Linked DNA regions of Homo sapiens: region 1 is linked to region 2. Evidence: read pairs that join two places in POLR2A ChIA-PET (ENCODE). Cell type or tissue: Panc1. All regions are shown on one strand. Each heading gives the region's core, and the rest is flanking DNA. Links, peaks and the distances in the headings are about the cores only. Region 1 has its middle 5.5 kb from the start of USP8. Region 2 overlaps HDC (histidine decarboxylase).

What was found. Peaks named below come from ENCODE experiments on the same cell type or tissue, not always from the same donor. Only the 100,000 strongest peaks of a DNase experiment are listed, where the experiment ranks them.
Region 1: POLR2A ChIA-PET joins it to region 2 with 14 read pairs; 2 of 35 experiments call an interaction of 5 or more read pairs at or near these places.

Annotation. Positions count from the first base shown.
Region 1 is chr15:50,416,192-50,421,568 of GRCh38, reverse strand. It overlaps the pseudogene AHCYP7. Among named protein-coding and RNA genes, the nearest start is that of USP8, 5.5 kb to the left of the region's middle. In Panc1, for the core only: no CTCF peak of the experiment used is centred there; no DNase peak of the experiment used is centred there.
Region 2 is chr15:50,248,934-50,254,310 of GRCh38, reverse strand. HDC (histidine decarboxylase) reads left to right here. Exons shown (of 12, transcript NM_002112.4): 6 at 38-181; 7 at 645-711; 8 at 1,537-1,699; 9 at 1,791-1,881. Among named protein-coding and RNA genes, the nearest start is that of HDC, 14 kb to the left of the region's middle. RefSeq lists an enhancer at 1,760-2,261. In Panc1, for the core only: no CTCF peak of the experiment used is centred there; a DNase peak (open chromatin) is centred at 3,090.

The sequences.
Region 1 (5,377 bases), core at 292-5,291, 170 kb before region 2:
CTTTCCATACTTCATGTTTTGTTCTATGGAGTTCAACCTTTTGACTTCCATGGCCCTTTAGATCTCTTTCGAGCACATTCCATGATTTTTCTCCTGATCATACTCCCTCCACAAAAACCTTTTTCAGCTGGGTGTGGGAGCTCACTCCTGTAATCCCAGCACTATGGGAGGCTGAGGTGCGTGGATTGCTTGAGGTCAGGAGTTTGAGATCAGCCTGGGCAACATAGCAAGACCCTATCCCTACAAAATATTAAAAAATTAGCCTGGCACAGTTGGTGCATGCCTGTAGTCCAAGCTACTTGGGAGGCTGAGGCAGGAGGATTGGTTGCACCCAGGAGTTTGAGGCTTCAGTGAGCTGTAATTCCGCCACTGAACTCCATCCTGGGTGATGGAGTGAAGACCCTGTCTCTTTGAAAAAAATAATAATAACGATAATTAATTTTTAAAAACCCCTTTTTAATTTCCCAACATTTTTTGGCTACTATGATCTCTAAGTGTTACTTCAAATAATTTCCAGTGAATCCACACTTGATGTTGCAGAGCCTGAGTTTGCTGCAGAAATATAATTTCCCACACTCTATGCCTAAAGGGGATTCAGAGCTATCACTGAAAACCAAAAGTATTGGTTTTTAAAGGTGCTTAGACAAAAAAGTCAGGAAAGGCACTCTAAATGTTTAACAGCAATCATCTTTGGGGTATGGGCATCTTGGTAGGTACAGTGTGGTGGATGTCCGTATTTTATCCACCTGAGAGATTATTTGAACTTGTTACACTGAATGTGTATTACTTTTATAATAAAAAATAATTAAGATTTAAAACAATGTATTTGATTAGTAAAAAGCAAATTATATAAATCAGTTTAATAATAATGTTAAGGAGGCCATTAAACAATGATTTGACCAAATCCATATCAAAGTTTGATTGAATTTTTTGGAAATCAGATATTGTGTTACTCTCTGCCCTGTTCTCTGTGAAGTCTTTTCCTTAAACAACTACAAACTTATATGAATAATAGTTCACAAAACTTTGTTGTCCTCTTCCTCTGTAGAAATTAAAACCAAATATATATAATTGAGAAATAATTATAATACTCTTCATTCCTATAAAAGTAATTAAGATAGACCTATAGGATTGTTGAGTATGGCTGCTAAATACAGTAACTAGTAACCACAGCTAGTTGTAAAATTAAAAATTCAGTTCAGTCAAAATATCCATATTTCAAGTGCTCAACAGCCCCTGGTAACTATTGGTTACCTTATTGACCAGCAGATACAGGCTACTTCCATTATTAAAGAAAGCTCTAATGGACAGCACTGGACTAGGGCATGTATTCTGTATTTTTCCCCTCACCCACCATCCAGTAATGAATAATAGTAAAGAGTAAAAGCAAAAAAAAAAAAAAAAAAGTATTGTAACAAACCAGGCAGCAGTATCTATGGCACCTAGAATCTAAGCGGTCATCAGCTGTTTAGAGGCATGGCCTGTATTTGATCACAGCTTCAATTTACATGCCATCCAGCATAAGCAGTAGTCCAAAATCTGGTTCATCTTCCATTCATTTAACAAGTACTTACTGAATGCATGTTCTATGCCAGGCATTGTTTTAGATTCACAATATAAAATTCCTGCTCAACACGGAGCTGACTTACATTCTAGTCGAGGAGACATACAATAAGCAAATACACGTAGACTATGTCAGGTGTTGTTAAGTGCTAGAAGTGTTAGAAGAAAAATAAAACAGGATAAAGGACTAGCAAGGACAGTGGTTTTTGTTTGTTTGTGGGTTTTGTTGTTGTTGTTGTTATTGTTGTTTTTGAGACAGGGTCTTGCTCTGTTGCCCAAGCTGGAGTACAGTGGCATGTTCATGGCTCATTGCAGCTTCAATCTCCCAGGCTCAAGTGACCGTCCCACCTCAGCCTCTCTAGTAGCTGGGACTATACACATGCACCACTATCCCCAACTAATTTTTGTATTTTTTGTAGAGATGGGGTTTCACCTTGTCATTCAGGCTGGTCTTGAACTCCTGGCTGAAGTGATTCTCCTGCCTAGGCCTCCCAAAGTGCTGGGATTACAGGTGTGAGCCACTGTGCCTGGCCAACAGTGATTGTGTGTGTGTGTGTGTGTGTGTGTTTTGGCACTAAGATTTTTATGTACCCACCTTGTTGCTTTCTTTAAACATTATATAAACATAAGCCAAATTATTTTCTGGGGTTGTGATAGAAACCATCTTGTTACAAAGTGGTGGCAGATCTATGCTTTTACGTTTTAATGGCCCCTCTCAACCTCTGGCTGTTACTTCTCTGTCTTTTCTCAGTTGTGCCTTAACAGTCTATTCTAACCCCTGTAAAACAAGGACTAAAAGTACCAACCTCATTGTTATGAGGTTTAAGAGAAGGCCCATCACTAAGCCAGGCTCTCAGGAAAATTCAAACAGTTCCTCCTTGCCCTTCAATATAGCTCCTTCTCATCTGTCATGGGCTGAGGAACCACTGAGCCTGTAAACCAAGCACAGGGGTATAAGTCCACAGACCAGGTGAAGGCCTAGATGGTAAAGTATTAATACATGGGTTTTGTGACTCCACTACCAACTTCCAGGCTAAGGAAGGACTGACTTAGTGAGCAGTTCCAAGACCACTGAGCTTATGGTTCCCTGTGGTTGCCTCCCTTGTACCTCCATCATGATCAGGGCTTGAGGAGGGTCCTCTCAATTCCCTTTGCCACACTTGGAAAAGCATGAGGGATGAGTGACCAGCCCCAGGGAGTCGATGGGGAATACTGGCAAGCCAATCACAAAGTTGGTGCCATTTGCTCTTAGGGAGGAGAGGCGGGGCCTGGGCAAGGACGACAGCTGGAAGGTGAAGGACAGGCCTGGCTCTCAGTAGTGGTAGTGATCCAGCTTGAAGAGACTATCACAGGACATGCCCAGGTACTGGGCCTGCTTCTCAGTCTGCTTGGTCAGTTTCATGTTCACCTTGCCCAGATGGGCTTCAGCCACTGCCTCATCCAGCTTCCTGGGCAGGAAGTGAACCTCAATGGGGTACTTATCTGAGTGGGTCCACAGCTCAATCTGCACCATCACATGGTTGGTGAAGGAGTTACTCATCACAAAGCTGGGTTGGTCCATAGCACAACCCAGGTAGACCAGCTGACACTCAGCCAGCAGGATGGTGCCACGCCCATTCTTTAGCCAGTACTAGTCCATCTGGAGTTGATGTTCACCTTCTTCATAGCATTCTTGTTGAGCCACCTGACATCGATTTTCACGTCAAAGTGTCCAGTGTTACACACGATGGCATCATCCTTCATCTGTTCAAAGTGCCTGTTGGGCAGCTAGCCAAGGATGATGTCAACACAGCCTGTGGTGGTGACAAAGATGTTGCCCTCCTGACAGGCCTTGTCCATGGTGGTCCCCTCATAGCGCTGCATGGCAGCCTGCAGTGCATTGATGGGGTCGATCTCGGTGATAATGACGTGAGCCCCGAATCCCTGCAGGGCCTGGGCACAGCCCTTGCCCACATCACCATAGACCGCTACCACAGCTACCTTGCTGGCAATCATCACACCTATGGCCTACTTGATGCCATCTGGGGAGGGACTGGTGGCAGCCATAGAGGTTGTCAAACTTGCTCTTGGTGACAGAATCATTAACGTTGATGGTGGACACCTTCAGGATCCCATTGGCCATCATCTTGTATAGGTTGTGGACCTCAGTCATGGTCTCCTCGGAGATGTCTCTGATGCCCGACAAGAGCTGTGGGTACTTAGTGTGAGTGAGGTTGGTGAGGCCCCCAGTGATGTCCAGAATCATGTTGAGGAGCTTGTCCTTGAAGTACAGTGTCTGCTTGGTGCACCAAAGGTACTTCTCCTCCGTTTCTCCCTTCCAGGCGTTCACTGGAATCCCAGCCTTGGCAATGGCAGCTGCTGCATGGTCCTGGGTGGAGAAGATGTTGCAGCTGGACCACTGCACTTCAGCACCCAGGACAAGGAGGGTCTCAGTGAGGACGACTGTCTCCACAGTCATGTGCAGGCAGCCAGTGATGCGGACGCTCTTCAGTGGCTTGGAGGCTGAGTACAGCTCCTACACGTGCATCAGGCCTGGCTTCTTGTTCTCCTCAGTGTCCAGGGCCTTGCATCCCCAGGCGGCCAAACCAATGTCAGCAACCTCGTAGAGTAGTTAATGAGACATTCTGGCGGTGCTTCTGCACAGAATGATGGACACGGGAAAAGGGGACCAAGCCTCAAACCGGGGACAGGCACAGGGCCGGCAGCACTGGGCAGGGCAACAGTGGTATTTGTAATGGGATAGTCAGGGAAGGACTCCCTGTGAAAGTGACATTTCCATAGAGCCTTTGGTGAAGAGAGGGAACAAGCCATGGATACATGTGGGAGAAGAGCAACCAGGCAGTGGGAGCAGCACAGGTGAAGGCAGTGAGGCAGGAAAAGGTGGGTGTGCTGGAGGAACAGCAAGGAGGCCATATGGCTGGCATAGAGTGAATGAGTGGGATCATGATAAGAGATGATCTCAGATGGGTGGGAAGGGAATGGAGCAGAGATTACGTAGGGCTTTGTAGGTCACTAAAATATGTTTATCCAGAATAATGCAAGAAGTGAATAATGTTAGTAATTTATTTAAAAATCATAGCTTTTATTCATATGATACAATTAGCAACATTGTATAAAAATTTTCATTCCAATTTTTTTTTTTAGCCAAAGCATAAGTATCCTGTGGTTTCTTTACTGAGCATTTATTCTTTTCTATCCATCTGTTTTTTATTGCCTAAAGACAATGATTACCACTGGTAAAGCCTTCACATAAAATAAATTTAACGCTTATTTGAGCAATAAAGGATTCATGAATGAGGCAGCACTCAAAATTGGAATAAGTTCAAGGCTGGGTGCAGTGGCTCATGCCTGTAATTCTAATACTTTAGGAAACTGAGGTGGAAGGATCGCTTGAGCCTAGGAATTCAAAACGAGCCTAGGCAACATGGTGAGACCTTGTCTCTACCAAAAAGTTAAAAAAAAAAAAATAGCCCAGCATGGTGGTGCATGCCTGTAGTCCCAGTTACTTGGGAGGCTGAGGTGGGAGGATGGCTTGGACCCGGGTCAAGTCTGCAGTGAGGTGTGATTGTGCCACTGCCCTCCAGCCTGGGTGACAGCACAAGACTTTGTCTCAAAAAAAAAAAAAAAAAAAAGAATAACTTCAGAGAGCTCCACTTTAACAGCATGAGCAGCAGCATGCTTATAGGCTGAACATGGAGGCAAAAGTAAAGAAGTTACTTCATTGGCTACAGCTAGGCATTTGCCTTGCTTAGGTATGATCCAGTGAAAGTCCCTAGTTATATAACTAACAGCTGGCTGGCTGTTTGTCATTGGC
Region 2 (5,377 bases), core at 173-5,172:
ATGACTCTTTGCTGACAGGTTTCTGTGGCCCTTCTAGGCTCACTCCTCTGTGGAAAAGGCTGGTTTGATTTCCCTTGTGAAGATGAAATTTCTGCCTGTGGATGACAACTTCTCACTCCGAGGGGAAGCTCTTCAGAAGGCCATCGAGGAAGACAAGCAGCGGGGCTTGGTGCCCGTCTTTGTAAGTCAGGATATATGCCTAAGCTTAGAATGATAGAACTTGGATGTGAGGAAGGAATTTTGGCAGAATTCAGGTAAGTAACATGCTGCACACAAAAGCAGAAAGGTCCTCCCATACAGTATTTTACACATCATGAGGTGCTATCCATAGGTGTGTTATGGAATAAATTTTGTGGGTCATAACCAGCATTAAAAAGAAATATAGTATAAAATATTAGAGTGCACACATATAGCCAGAGTATGTATTGTTTTATGAAACTTTTTTTTCAAATACACACGTATACATGTACTAGATTGTTATATAAAATGTGTTTCTTACGAGCCATGGTAAAACACAGTCTGAAATATACACTGTTCTGGTGGGATGGATGGGAGTAGATCACGTCTGTGGTGAAATCTTTCTCAGGCCAAATGTGTCACACGAGCCCACCCTCCTGTGTTAACTTGCCTTAATTTTCCCCTAGGTCTGTGCAACACTAGGGACCACTGGGGTCTGTGCATTTGACTGCCTGTCAGAGCTGGGCCCCATCTGTAAGTATCTTCCCTCTGTGGCTAGGAAGACAAGGAATACATTTTTAAATGTCTCCTAAAGCAAGGACCTGAAACCAGCTCTATGGGATTATTCTTGTTCCTCTTTGGTCAATGCAGAGACATGGGAAGAACCACCAAAGGTCATGAGGGTCTCTTCCAGGGATCCCTGGACATTGCCTTTCCCAGTGGTGTGACAAGAGTTAGAGGTGGCCTACCTTGCCTCCTGTCCTAGGAGGCGACAGTAGGAGAGCCTTCGGTTTTCTCATCCTCTTACTTGTATGTTGAACTTTACTTAATGCAGGCTATATCCAAAATACAGTGTGAATTAGGCTAGAATAGAAATGCTTTCTATTCTACCTTCAGAAAAGGAAAAGGGTAGGGTAGGGGAAATCATGGGAGAGATTAAAGGCAGAGAGGAAACCCAGATGGGACTGTTTAATCCCCAAGCAAGAAACCACTAGGAAAGAGAGATACCTTCCCTCTAACTTTTGTATTCGGTGCACTGACATTGCTCTCTGTGCTGGTGGGAAATTGATTTCTGTGCCAGGATGTTCTAGGCTGAGGCCAAGAGGGTGCTGGCCCTTTACCCAGTGGAAGAAAAAGGCAAGGGTGAGGCTTTGTAGACTTTCCCATTCGGAGGTAATGATGCCTCCTTCAGCCCCACTTCTTCAAACTGACTCCACCTGCTCCCATCTCCACACCCCTCCGTTTCTCATTTAGCCAAAGCACATCATCCTTGCAGCCCACCACTCAGCTTGGCCAGGTGCGAGACATCTTTCCCCACTTCATACCTCCCCTCCGGCCAGGTGATGTTTGCCTCCTCAGGTGCCCGTGAGGGGCTGTGGCTCCACATCGATGCTGCTTATGCAGGCACTGCCTTCCTGTGCCCCGAGTTCCGGGGGTTTCTGAAGGGGATTGAGTATGCCGACTCCTTCACCTTTAATCCTTCCAAGTGGATGATGGTGCATTTTGACTGTACTGGGTTCTGGTGAGTGTAGCAGCCCAGCTCCGAGCACGCAGGAACGCCTTGCCTCCTCTGGAGAGACCTCAGCCACTAATGCCCATTTGGAAACCCACAGGGTCAAGGACAAGTACAAGCTGCAGCAGACCTTCAGTGTGAATCCCATCTACCTCAGGCATGCCAACTCAGGCGTGGCCACCGACTTCATGGTGAGTGGCCAGGGACGGGCAGCCTGGTGGGCTCGGGTGGCCAGTGGGAACTGTAGGCGTCTGACCCCCCAAAATCTGTACGGTGGCTCCCTTCAGAAGGCAGCACACTATGAGCTCATCTCATAATACTGCCAATGCATACCTTGGTTTCTAATTGTGCCTAAGTATATAGAATGAAACCCAGAAAATGGTTAAAAACCCTAGAAAATGAGACCAGCCTTTGAGGCAGTGTGCACATTTCCTGAATATTTGTGGCATTTTTTAATTCCCAGAAATGCTCTTCCTACCACAGGTGGACCAGTTCCTTCTGCCTCCATCTCGGGTCATCTTTTTTGTTTCTTACCCAGCAGCAGGGCAGGGTGGAGAATTTCCCTGGTGGGGAAAGAGCTTTCTTGCTGAAATCGCTTTTGTTTTTTTGTCCCTGACAGAGGCGCTGTGGGGCAGCTCTGTGGTAGTGATGGGCTGCAGGACTTGTGTGAGGTTCTGGAAGCCTCCAAGCATTCCTGACTTTCCCAACTGACTGCGCCTCAACTCTCTAACTCACTCTCTCTCTCTTTTCTTTTGTTTTCTTTCTTTCTTTCTTTCTTTTTTTTTTTCTGAGACAGAGTCTCGCTCTGTCAACCAGGCTGGAGAGCAGTGGCGCCATCTTGGCTCACTGCAACCTCCGCCTTCCAGGTTCAAGCGATTCTCCTGCCTCAGCTTTCCAAGTATCTGGGACTACAGGCGTGAGCCACCGCGCCCAGCAAACCTCAACTCTCTTGATTCCACATCCTCAGCCAGTATTTTGCCTGAGGGAAACGAGTTCTTAACAAATTGACTCCGCAGTTTGAGGATGAGCCCTTCCTTTACTTGTAGGGGAGACAGGGATGTAAACGAATGTATTACACATAACCTGGCCAACGGAGGCAGCAGAGCAGAGTGGGGGCAAGCTTGGTTTGGAATTCCATTCCAGCAGTGGCCCTTTGGGAAACTAACTGGACCTCTCTGAGCCTTGCTTTCCTTATCTGTAAAATGAGAATAGTGGCATTGATTCATAGGGTATTGTGAAGCTTAAATGGGAACACGTGTGGATCACCTAGCAAAATAGCCGTGTGGCAAGTGCTCAATATATGGTAGGCATAGTATTTCTGAAAGCTCTTCTTTGAAGCTGCAGAGATTTGTTAGGACAGTGGTTAGGCATGTAGGTGCTAAAGCCAGATGGCATGTGTTGGAGTCCTGGCTTTCTGTTTACTAACTTGTGTGACCTCGGGCAAGTGACTTAAACTCTGTGTCCAGATTTCCTCTTGTGTCAAATGAGGCTGATGACCACAGTTCTGGCTTCTTAGGCTTGCTGTGAGGATTATACAAATTAATACACTGAAGTGCTGAGAGCAGTGTCTGACCCCTGTAAGCATCCTTCCTTGTGAAGAGATGGTTTTATCTTATCTTCTTGGACAACTGAAGTGTCTTGCCCTTTTAGTCTTAAAATAATAGCTTCGTCATCACTTGATTATACTGGCTATTCTCCCTTGGACCAGTCCACACCCTCTTTAGATATTTGAAGCTTTTGGATTAGAATTGCAGCGGTAAGCCTCACGGCTTACTGGTGGTGACAGAAGACCCTCTAGAGGTAAAGAAAGAAAGAAAAATAATGGTTCTTTATCTCCACTGCTCTTTCTGGTAGGTTTTCAGAGATTTTTAATGAAAAATTAAAAAAATTCCAGAACAGCCCAAGGGTCAGATATCTTTAGGGATAACTGTAGGTTTGCTTCCTGAGTGTGAATTGATGCCCATTCTCCTATGAGTGTATTTGGGTCATCATAACTGAGGAGCATTATATTCACCCTTGCCCTTTTGAATTTCATGTTACCGTTTAAATTCATTTACCACAGTGCCTCAGGATCTTCCCGGGGTTCATTCCTAGGAGTTTGGAGATTTTACAGTGCTCTCTGTCTTCCAGATAACTCATAAAAATGTTAGAGTAAACTCTTCCCAGCCCTGCTCTGGGGAACCTTATTATTTTTACCTCTCCACCCAGAAGGCACTGCCTTACACTTACCCTTCCCCCACCTTTAATCCTATGGATTTGATTTTCAAGTCCATGAAGAAACTCCTAGAAAAGTGAAGTTGCTATCTTTTTCATGATCCTGAGGGTCCTCAGAGCTACTCTCACCTGGGCCCAATGTCTTTCCCACCCAGGTGGCTGCAGCTTTGAACAGAAGCTCAGTCCTGCTCTGAGATGAGCCAGAAACAGGGCAGCATCCCAGGAGAGAAGACTTAGGTGCTTAACCCCTGGGGTCCTGGAATCACCTAAAATCAGGGCTAGATTCTCTGACAGCGGAGAAGCTCCCTGTTTTCTGCCTCTCACTGGACAGAGAGCACCAGTGGAGGGAGCGTTACCTTAGCCTTGGCAAGGGAGCCCTGCAAGGACCTTACAAGGACACAGAGGAGGCTGGAGATGCCTCAAGGTAAAGAAGAGCCCTGTCAGGCTTTATACGTCCAGATTTTTTGATCCAACAGAAAATGTTGGCTAGAACCACTCTGCTGAGTCAGCATGGATCAGTTTTGGAATAGTGACAAGAAAAGGAGCAACTGGGAATAAGGAAGATTGTGAAGAAATCAAAATAAAATCACCTCTGCCTATCCTGGTTTATTTGCTGGTAAAATAAAGTAGCTCTCTCTATATATGAAATAAATTGGCTATAACTATCTGGAAACCAGAACCTTTTGACAGATGATCCCTATCATCCGTTCATTATTCTCTTGGAGTGTCCATTGGACAAGAGGTGGAGTTGACACTTTCCTTGTTACAGCAATTTTGTTCCATTTTCAGGTTTTGATGCCTTCTGCTGGCACAAAAGCCCCCAAGCTGCTCCCCAGCACAACAGAGTTTTGCTTGGAAATCAAAGGCTTAGTAGTTTTCTGCTGGGGAAACATTGTCCATCAACAAAGGGGTAACATCCCAACTGTGCCTGGCTCAGGAAACTGGGGTGAAGGGTGAAGGTGAGGACATTTGTGAGGATTTGATAATCTTGTGTATGGGCAGATAAATACGCAGTGGGACAAACATTTATTTTTAGTCAACAGAAATTGTGGTAGAAACTTTCTGACGTTTGAGGGAGATGTCATTAGGAAACCACGTGACTCATTAGAATAACTGTAAATGTTTTCCAAATCCTCTGCTCTATTTTCAGATCTGAGAAATCAGTCTGAAATTGATTTGGAAATTTTCAGATGTATGGTGACTGCAACCTTGAACTTTAAGCTCTGTTGAATTTGGCCACCAGGAGCAAAGAGTCAATTTTCATCTAACAGCGGCAGAAATTTGGGTGCTCATTTGAAATCTGACAGCTGGAGTGATGGCTCTCAGATCACAGGAATCTCACAGGAAAATGAACAAGGCAGTGTAAGGTTAAATAGGGGTCATCTTGGCTCTAGACAGAAATGCTACTGTGATTTGTAGCTCACATTTTAAAATAATCTAAATAGCCAACACCTACTGACAACTTCTTCTGAG